Linked DNA regions of Mus musculus: region 1 is linked to region 2. The links are chromatin loops, found by intact Hi-C in ENCODE. Cell type or tissue: gastrocnemius. All regions are shown on one strand.

Region 1 (5,000 bases), 1.8 Mb before region 2:
AAGACTCTCCAGCCTTAAACAGCCTGAGTCAAAAACCTCAGCAGAGAACTGAGGTTTTAGTCTCCATTCACAAGAGAAGAAGGATCTTCTAAATCTAAATCTGTTCACAAAGAAAGGAACCAATCAGAAACTCTGTGATTGGTGTGCTTGCCAGCAGTTCTGAAGTGCAGCAAAAGCCGTACGAGCTGACCAGGCCCAGGAAAGTGGCCAAGAGTCCCAAGGCCAGTCTCTCTAGAACCCAGCTTCTCCATCTATAATATTAACAAGAGTAACGATTATAACTATCTTAACACAAAATTCTCAGTAGCAATGTGCTCTCAACATTTACATCTAAAGATTTAAGATTCTCAAGAGACCCAAGATGGAACAGGAAGACAGTTCTGTGGAATCAAAGCCAAGAAAAGCTTACCAGCGCTTCTTGAAAACATGGTAATAAAAGTGCAAATAAAACTAGAAGGCTCAAGACTCTGCAAAACCTACAGCACGGACAATGCAGATGGAGTCTTCTAAACTTTAGCCAACACAGATATTACGGTGCATCTATGGTAACACATGGAAAAAGGGATGAAGATAAAACATGTTGCAGAGAAAGTGTTCCATAGGTTATGAGAAAAGAGAAAGCTTCCATCAGCAAGAGAAGAGAAATAAGTATTTTACTGAGAGGGTCCAACATTGGGGTAGACGCTGAGGCACAGTTATGCTGTGGTAGTCCTCAGGCAGAACACAGCAGTGGCACAGAAGTGCTCAGGGTCCCTGCTTGGTGCACAGGCCTCACCATGACTAGATAGCCCAGGTGCCTACAAGATAGAGTCTGATGCGGATAGCCTAGATCTCTAAGAATGTGGGCATCAATTGCACGAACATCCTTCCAGACATTGAGACTTGCTCTAAATAAACAGTTTTGATATTTTGAGATCAAATGGAGAAACCTCTTTTGCATAAATATAAAGATCTCTGACATTTAAGAATTCTATTTACAGTACTTTAAGGCTATTAAACGCAATTTCCATCTTGATAGCCACTCAAATGGGCAGCCAAAAGCAAATTAACCTACTGATTTTAATTTTTATAACTTTACTGTTGTTAACCTAATATAGTTCTTTGACTAAGAGAACCTTACAACAAATGGTTCTTTTTAAAATTTAGGACAACCAACACTATTTCTCAACCATATACTAGACTGGTTCGTCAACCATATAAAGTTTATAAACTGGCTTCTACCTTTTTAAAGTAGCATGAGGAAAATTACATCACTGAGTTGACCCAGTGCTTCCTCAATCATGGGAAAATTCTACTTGCTACCAGAAACAAAGACCCAGCAAATCGAATGCCACACTACCTCATATCTAAGAAAACGATCAGGCTAGGAAAATAGTTAACAACTTTTAAATTTCAAATATTTCTGAAATTACAACTTGAATTAAAATTGTTTCAGAGGTACTGGGGATTGAACTCAGACATTCTTTCCCTGAGCTACAATCCTGCCTTCTTATTTTTTTATCAGGAGACATGGTCTTGCTATGCCCAGGCTGGTCTACACCGTGGGATTTCCCCTCCCAGGGATTTGCATAGAGTTGGTATTGTAAGTGTATACCTCTGTACTGGGAGTCACTTACAAGCCATATGTACTATTCACTGGAAGTCAGTTAGCCTTCTAATAAAAAGGAAGGGTGTGTGTAAAGAGCTGACATACACTTCTTCAGAAAAAAAGGAAAAAAAAAAAAGAAAACTAAAAGGGCTTTATTTTAGTCCAAGGAAAAACATTGCCCCATCTTTGAAATTGTCTTCTGTGAGTTAAAAACATGAGTTAAGTTTCTAGATACTGATATGCTGTACTTTGAAATATACAGACACTCTTTGCTATGGGATTTGAGAAGGAAATAGAACCAAAAGGAAACAAGAAAAAAGGCCTAGCATGCAAATTTGGAAATAAGCATTTGGCATTTTATGTGTTGCGCTTTAGAAACTGCTGCCTATCTATAGTTCCAGAGCCTCTTCTCCACCAAAAGGGTCCAACGCATGAGTTCCAAAATGCAACATCAGGAACCAAATTTGAAACATCAATCCGTAGATCCTCTACTTGCTTCTGGGAGAAGGGGTGAAGCATGGTGAAGTCGAGTAAAGCTAACAACCTCCATCAGTCTAGCTGAGGGAACTTAGTGTACATTTTCTTCACTGATGAAAAGTTTGGTATTTGCAGTATGTCTGAAAGAACAGAATGCATGTGCCACGCCCAGAAAACTGCAGGAACTAAATAAAGACACAGTAATCCTTAGAAATGCAAGTGCTAATAGGAAAGGCTCACCTACCTACTGTTACACCTTCTCAGCTCTTGTTTGGACAGAGCAGGACTGCCTGCCAGTGCTTTCCAAATGGAAAGTAGGTAAACACTGTCCTGGAAATGAGTGACAGCTGGAAGAAAGGGGATAAAAGCTAGAACTGAAGATAAGCAGAGGGTTTGAGTCTTGCCTACAGCAGCAATTAAAAGAAAAACTACTATGGGATACAGTACTAGGGAAAAGAAAGCCATTCTTAAGAGGACCTCTAAAGAGAAAATATAAAACAATTAATGATTTCATAATCAAAACAAACAGAACGCGGCTGAGAGTTTAGGAGTGCCTCGGAAGGTATCTGAAGTCCGCACTTCCACAAGGAAGCCTGTTCCTTCTTCAGCATTGCCCAACCCAGGTCAGCTCAGCCACCTCACTAGCCCACCATTAAGGATACAGCACTGCTGGACTCTCCTCCCACTGTGCCTGCTCTTCCAGCTTCTGCATTTGTAACTGGACACTTCCTGCTCCTCCCCTGACTAAATCACTCTAAACATTCAGGTCTCATCCAGAGCATCACCTCTTCAGGGACATTTTCCCAGATCCCACACCACAGCCACACCAATGTCCCTTACTGCCAGATTTTCTAGCATTCATTCCTATCTAAAATCATATTGTTATTTGCACATATATTCTATCTTCACTAAAATCAAAGGAACTCGAGGACAGAAACCTTATCTAGCGTTCAATACTCAATTTTCAACACCTAAAACAGCATGTGGCATCATATAAACTGTCTAATAATTAAATCCAAATGATAATCACTATCCTGAGAAGGTAAGTCCTTGGAGCAGTTTTAAATCCATTTCTTTAATGCTTTTGACAATGCAATCTTTAAAGGTTCATGTTTGAGACAGGAAGATCTCAAAGAAAAATGTATTCTTCCTTACAATACAAAACATTACATATGTGTGAATATTATGTAGGGGGGGCACAGTCTACACTGTCCCTTCATGGGCATGATTATCTAGCATTTTACTTATGCACAGATGCAGCCAAAAATACTGTAAACTGCTCTTTGTCATCAAATCTTGCTCTATAAGTGGATGATGGACAGAAGAAGCATAGATGGGATTTACCGTTAGGAACCTTAAACAAAAACATCAGACGGAACTTGCTATAGTAACTCGGTACCCTGGGAGGTCAGACGGCTACTGTGTTCATTCAATCAGCCTTACTAACCTTATCCAAACTAGTACTGGGTCAAGTGATGGATTCCATCTGTGAACAGAGACAAATGCCTTTACAACTGCCATACTAAGAGAACACTAAGAAAAGTTCCACAGTGTCCACCCATGTTCCAACCAAAAGAGGAAGAAAAAGAGCCCTACTGAGATTTAAAAAAAAAAAAAAAAAAAAAACTAAAGGCAGGATGAGTGGGCAATGCGGAGAGCTGAAACCATGGCTAGAACATTCATGACTCATGCTTTAATTTTCGTTTTGTTTTGTTACATCAGGGCTTTTCTTGACGAAGGCACAAGGCCAGTAACAGACAGTACCTGCCGGCCTACACCCGCATGTCACCTTGGACTTGATGCGGATGCAAGGCACGGGGCCGAGGCTGGACCACCTGCCTCCCGGTGAGTGTGGGTGTGGGCCCGGGGCCAGCTTCCCTCCCGCGCTCCGCCGCGTTCCGCGGCTGCACCCACAGGCCCCACGGCCAAGGCCAGGTCTGGGGAGCCCGGCAAACCCTGGAACCTCAGGCATTTGGCTTCACGACCTGCCCAGCAGGGCGCGGAAAGACAGCCTACCTCCTCCGCGGCGCGAGCCGCCCGCCGGCCTGCAGACACGGCTCCGCGGTCCCCGCCGGCGGGGCTGGGGCGGGGCTGCAGGGCGGGACCCTGTCCGTGACGTCAACGCGCTGGTCACGCAAAGACGCTGCGGCTTGCTGGAAAAGTGAATAGTGGCAGAGGAGACGGCGGGTTGGTTTACAGAACTGTCAGTTTTCGGACGACCAGTAGATGGCTCATAAAGGAGGCAGTGGGCGGGCCTAGGACTAGCCGCGCCTCCAAAGCCTGTTAAGGTATCCAGCTTCTAACAGCAGGCTTTTAGTGGGTTTTACCTTCCTGAGAATTCTACGGAAGGCTTCTCTTAGATAGGTTTTAGGCTGCAGCCGGTGAGGGGTAACTCTGAGAGTGGATTTCAGGCCCTGGCCCCTTGGTTTCAGCTGTCCACTAAGAACTTGTCTATTCTAGGACTCGACCGTAAGTCTCAATCAGCCCAGTCTTACGTAGGAGTAATGCCTTTGTCTTACTGATAGTTAAGGCTAACTGTATTTACTTAGTTGTTATACACGACATTGGGCACTAAGTGATGTTTTAGATTTTTCCAATAGCTGGTACAGTTACGTCCTTAAATGCAAGAATACAAAGGAAGATAAAATATATTGCACTATGAGTGCTGAAGACTCTCAGCCTGTTAGAGGAAAATAATATTAAGAATAGTATTTTTAATAGATACTCTTATAAAGTAGTTTAATCGTTTTTATAATGTTTACATTACAAATGTGAATTTATATACGTGCAAAATTTTGAACAGTGCAAGTTGGGTGAGAACTGTTTTTATAAACCAATCAAAGGCTCAGTCTTTGTGTGATGGGTCCTTCCTGCATTGACATGTGAAAATATTTGTTAACACTCAAGTTCAGTTCTTCATCTAGCCTTAAATGTG
Region 2 (5,000 bases):
TAATAAGCAATACCAGAAGAATGGTTTAAAGGACCAAACCGGCAATTACACATATCTTACACCTTTCATACTCGCTCTCTGGCTTCCCTTTCTTTTACACCCTGGGCAGGGAGTTTCCTGGCCTTGGTATTTATGTAATAACCAATGCCAAGTGCATTTGAAAGGCACCTGAAAATTCTCCTGGCTCCAATAGTATGGATGGTGAAAAATTAGTAAGTTTAATTGTAAAGTCTGGGCTTCGGAAATCGTCTTGTAGAGATCCACCTGCCTCTGCCTCCCGAATGCTGGAATATTATAGGTGTAGTCCAACACACTGGTCACGTGTTTAATTCTTTAAAAAAAAAAAGAAAAGAAAAATCGCTATTTTATAACTTTCTAACAGACCATTATATTACACAAATAAAACTACCCGTTCCATTTCATTAGTAGTTTTTGGGTCTCCGTACACACGAACTCAATTCTCTTCGTAGGAATTAAAATTAAAGGTTTAATGTATTAAAAAAAAAATAAAAGCTGAGGTTGCCCCCTCTGAGGTTCGAACTCAGGACCTTCAGATTATGAGACTGACGCGCTGCCTACTGCGCTAAGGAGGCACCCGTTGTCAGAGTTTCCGTAATCACGTATTCCTGCTGTTACTAGCGCTGGTTTTTTTTTAACGTTTCATAGTTGTAGTTTCTTAGTGATGATATGATAGCACCTAAAAGAGCTTTTGCTGCGAAGCCTCATGATACAACGCCAGAACAGAGCCTGCGCTTCTGCATTAGCGCATAGAGTGCACAATGAAAGCTCGCTGCAGAGAGCCGCGTGCAAAGGAGTCTGGACTGTTATGGATCCTCCAGAAAGACGAGACGTAAGCAGCCCTCGACGGGGGTAGCGTGGCCGAGCGGTCTAAGGCGCTGGATTAAGGCTCCAGTCTCTTCGGGGGCGTGGGTTCGAATCCCACCGCTGCCAACCGGTTTTTTTTTTTTTTTTTTTTCTTTTAATGTTTTATTGCGACTAAGTGGAGGTTTTTTGCCATGGTTCAAAACTCTACATCAACGGTAGTGTGGCCGAGCGGTCTAAGGCGCTGGATTAAGGCTCCAGTCTCTTCGGGGGCGTGGGTTCGAATCCCACCACTGCCAACAGGTTACTTTTGTGCTCTCTATTGAACAGGACAGTTTTCAGTCGGTCCCTTACATCAGCTAGGATTCTTCTCTCCTAACTGATTGCTTCAACAGTTAATAAACCCGTAATTTGTGTGGTACTCACTCCCCTAATCTCTGCATGTCCACCACACAAAAGGCTCCAGCAACAGTTAACAGTTTTCTTTAATTCATTCAAGTTAAGAGACATTATTCCGCACCTACTATATATAGGCTAGGGCCTGACGACTCTAAAGTTCTTTCTTGTGGCCTTAGTCAACGAATGAAGGATGAATGTGGATCTTTCGCTTTCCTGGCGTCGACTTGCAACTAGAGACAGATCAGCCTAGGCCACGGAAGAAGTGGATTCTTTCCCAACCAGGAGACGGAAAACCACGTCTTCATCATCACTACAGTCTTCTCATTTCATTTTGAAGCCGAATCGCGCTCATCTGAGCTGTGTGTGTCTAAGAAATACCTTGCAAAGGAAAACAAAAATGATCAAAATATATTGTATGAAATGTTTTCAATAAAAGTAAATTAATTAACAATGGCATAAATGTCTTGCCTCGGTGCTGCCTCTTGCCCACCAGCTAGGGACTCCTTGATTTAGTGTTGCCCCTTAGAATTTCCTGGAGCCCTCGAACCTCCTTCTCAGTGGTAGGCCTCAACTCAGAAATTATCTTCTCATGAAGGCTTGCAACTCGGTGATTTTAATTGCACGCTGGAAAAGGAAAAGAAAGAGGGTGTCTACACTTTAGGAAGAGGAGAAGAAGGTGGGGGTGTCAGGAGAGAGGAAAAGAAAGAGGCAGGGAAGAGAAGGAGGAATAGAGTCCTTTAGACTCACAGAGTTGAGCCTGTGGCGTGCAGTGAAGGAAAAAAGAGACGTGCACAATCACACCCGCAAAGTCTAAAACTGGTCCACGGTCCTGACACAGTGAACCTTTGCTTCTTTCTCAAGACCACCTGTCTTGCTTTCCACGTTCACGCTGCACGCCCCGAGTGAACTTCAGCGGAGCCGCCAAGGCCGGATGGTGGGACTGTAGAGCAGGGAGGAAGGTTCCGCCGTCGCACCGGCTGCCTTGTGCTGAGGCAAAAGCATTTACAAGCTGCAGCTCCTGATTGCAGCTGACAGGATACTTTCTGACATGCAGTAGTTGCACATGACAAGTCTGTAGATACCGTGTGTGTGTGTGTGTGTGTGTGTGTGTGTGTGTGTGTGTACATATATATACACATGCACACACATATACATACATATGTATATACATACATAATACATACATACATACATACATACATACATACATACATACATACATACATACAGAGATAGAGAAATTCAATTTCTAATGGTTGGACTGCAAGACTAACTAACATCCAGTTTGCCTTTTGTAGTGGTGGGAAAAAATGCACAAATCGCAGGAACTGCTCTGAGTGCTGCCAGGCTCTGAGATGCAGAAGAACAGGACAGGAGGCGCTGTACAGACCACGTGGCCATTTCTGTGGTCCAGCACTGAAGACGAAATTTTTCTAGTGAAGAACTGAGTTGCTCCGATAAAAATACTACTAGATCAATTAGGAGGATAGACATTTCATTTAAAGTCTTGTTTCCCTTCCATTTGTAAACCAAACATGCGCTTGCAAAGAGCACGAGGACGTGACTTTAGATGCGCTGTGAAAGTAGATTGGAAACGGGGGTGGGGTGGGGAGGGGGGAACAGAGAAGGGAGAGAGAGTAAAGAAGTAGGGGATAAGAACGAAGTTTAATAACTTTTTTGTACTGATACGTCACAATTAGGCCCTTTTATTGGTGTGCTAACCAAGAAAATTAATTGGACAAAGAAAAAGAAAACAACAAACAATCCAGCAGGAAAAATAAATAAAAGAACCAAGGATAGAGCTGAGCCATTCATGAAAAAACAAACGAAACTTCTAGCTTGTTACTGTGAAACAAAAATTTGTAACAATTTCAAGTAACAGCTAAGTTCCTTTCCTCTTATAATGCATTTTTTTAATTCAGAATTTACAGATGGATAGTGTGGAAGGCAATCAAAAGGCGGTGGTTCCATGGTGTAATGGTTAGCACTCTGGACTCTGAATCCAGCGATCCGAGTTCAAATCTCGGTGGAACCTACTTTTTTTTTTTTTCCTTTGCTTTGTCTCATATGGTGAACAGTTTCAGGAAATTCCTGCATTTCTTCTATTCAATGAATAGTTCCTTTTGTATTCCAGCATTTGTCTCTTGATGGCCTTGATCTTGCTAAAGGTCAGGATATCTAACCCTGTCAATTCCACACTCAACTTTCAACTGTCATTGGAGTTGGTGCACATTTCCTACACCGTTCGCGCAAGATTCAAACAGCTCATGTAGTATATGGCTGCCACGAGCCTGTTTTCCAACAGGGGGTCCCAGTTCTGTGCGTTGATGGTTGGTGTCAAATGCACCTTTAGGGCTGAAGCACAGATCAGTGGGACAAGGTTCACGGAAGGTCTGGAGTAGGCTAGCATAGAAAATGAACAGATGAGTCTGTGAAAGAAAAATACAGCTGTCAGAAGTGGGATTCGAACCCACGCCTCCAGGGGAGACCAGAACCCTCAGAGCGAGGAAGCCATAGCTTGAGTCTGGCGCCTTAGACCACTCGGCCATCCTGACATGCCGCCTCCATAGCAATTAATGATTCTTTCAACTGTAATTAATGTGCATGGAAATATAACTAACTCCCTGTAAAGTTAACTAAATTATTTTTCTCTATTCTAAACATGGACAGAAAAAACCCTTTAGTGTTGTTTTTTGTTATTGGTTGGTTGGTTTGTTTGTTTGTTTGTTTGTTTTTCTCCAATCCTATCTGGAATTCGGCGTTTATCGCCTCGGTTCCTGGCCCTTCCAGAGTGCGACGGAATTCAGAAATCCTGAGGATCCTTGCAAGCTCAGGTCTGGCTCAGAGCCATTCATCCGGGTCACGAAGGAACAAGTAGCTCCAGCTGTTCCGAGATGGTGTGCACAAGCGCCCAGTTGGTGGAGCTTGCAGGGGTGGGAAGCTAAAGAGCAGACTAGATTAGCAAGTAAATCTAGTTTATGAACACTGGCTGCAGTGCAAACCAGAGAGTGGCAGAAGCCTGAGCTATGAAAAGTAACTGCACAAGTACGAAAAAGCTGCAAGATCAAGGATTAAAGACTAGAAACACTGGAAGGAAAAAGTCAAGTGTAAGACGAGGAAATGTCAGTACAGAGCTCAGCTCAAATCCCAGGTCCTTTGCTGCCACAGACTTGCAGACCTGACCATCTTCAGGCAAATGCAGAGCTGCCCATTCTTGGAAATTGGTATCATAGTAAAACAAGACAGCTTTCCGAAGAAAGGGTTGGGTATCAGTGTGACTCCAAAGAATCTCTAGGTTATACAGCATCCAGAATCAGAGTTTTCATTTCTAATCTTAAATATGAACAAGAACCAGGGAAAGCAGGTATTTGTGAAAACATTTCTACAATAAAGAAAAAAGTAAATACAGTAGGGGATTGGAAAGGACCTAAGAAAAGACAAATACAACACGAGAACTTGGAGATGATGTTATTGTTGTTGTTCTTGGAATCATCATCTCCTCGAAGAGGTAAAAGAAAGGGAAGAAAGTCTTTAATAGTTTAGTTGCAGAAAATGTTTTGAAGTTACAAAATAAAGTTGAAGAAATCTCCTAGGAGGCGGGTGGGGAATGAAACATCGGAGCTGATACGTAAGTCCCCTTTTTAAAGTCTGGTAGAAGGGGATGCCCTCAAACCTGGGGCTTCCTGGAAAAGAACAGGGGGGAATCACAGAAAAGAGATAGAGATGTTTACCTGCCCGAAGACCTTAGATCTCCAGATGGAAGGGTCTATCAAACGCTC

The links. Hi-C counts contacts between places; a loop is a spot of excess contacts. Peaks named below come from ENCODE experiments on the same cell type or tissue, not always from the same donor. Only the 100,000 strongest peaks of a DNase experiment are listed, where the experiment ranks them.
Region 1: it touches region 2 in a loop (7-fold over the local background); 2 of 42 quality-filtered maps call a loop at or near these places.

The regions. Positions count from the first base shown.
Region 1 is chr13:19,391,623-19,396,622 of GRCm38, forward strand. It overlaps Stard3nl (STARD3 N-terminal like), which reads right to left and starts at 4,191. Exons shown (of 9, transcript NM_024270.3): 1 at 4,082-4,191. Gm40827 (a long non-coding RNA gene) reads left to right here and starts at 4,225. Exons shown (of 2, transcript XR_873152.2): 1 at 4,225-5,000. In gastrocnemius, no CTCF peak of the experiment used is centred here; DNase peaks (open chromatin) are centred at 2,741 and 4,205; H3K4me3 peaks cover 2,725 bases; H3K27ac peaks cover 3,019 bases.
Region 2 is chr13:21,169,167-21,174,166 of GRCm38, forward strand. Gm32298 (a long non-coding RNA gene) reads left to right here. Exons shown (of 3, transcript XR_382107.1): 3 at 1,398-1,608. n-TMcat15 (a tRNA gene) reads right to left here and starts at 593; the gene lies at 521-593. It overlaps n-TLaag7 (a tRNA gene), which reads left to right and starts at 870; the gene lies at 870-951. n-TLaag5 (a tRNA gene) reads left to right here and starts at 1,040; the gene lies at 1,040-1,121. It also overlaps n-TQctg7 and n-TLcaa4. In gastrocnemius, a CTCF peak has its summit at 2,592; DNase peaks (open chromatin) are centred at 799, 2,137, 2,591, 3,220 and 2 more places; H3K4me3 peaks cover 3,847 bases; H3K27ac peaks cover 2,208 bases.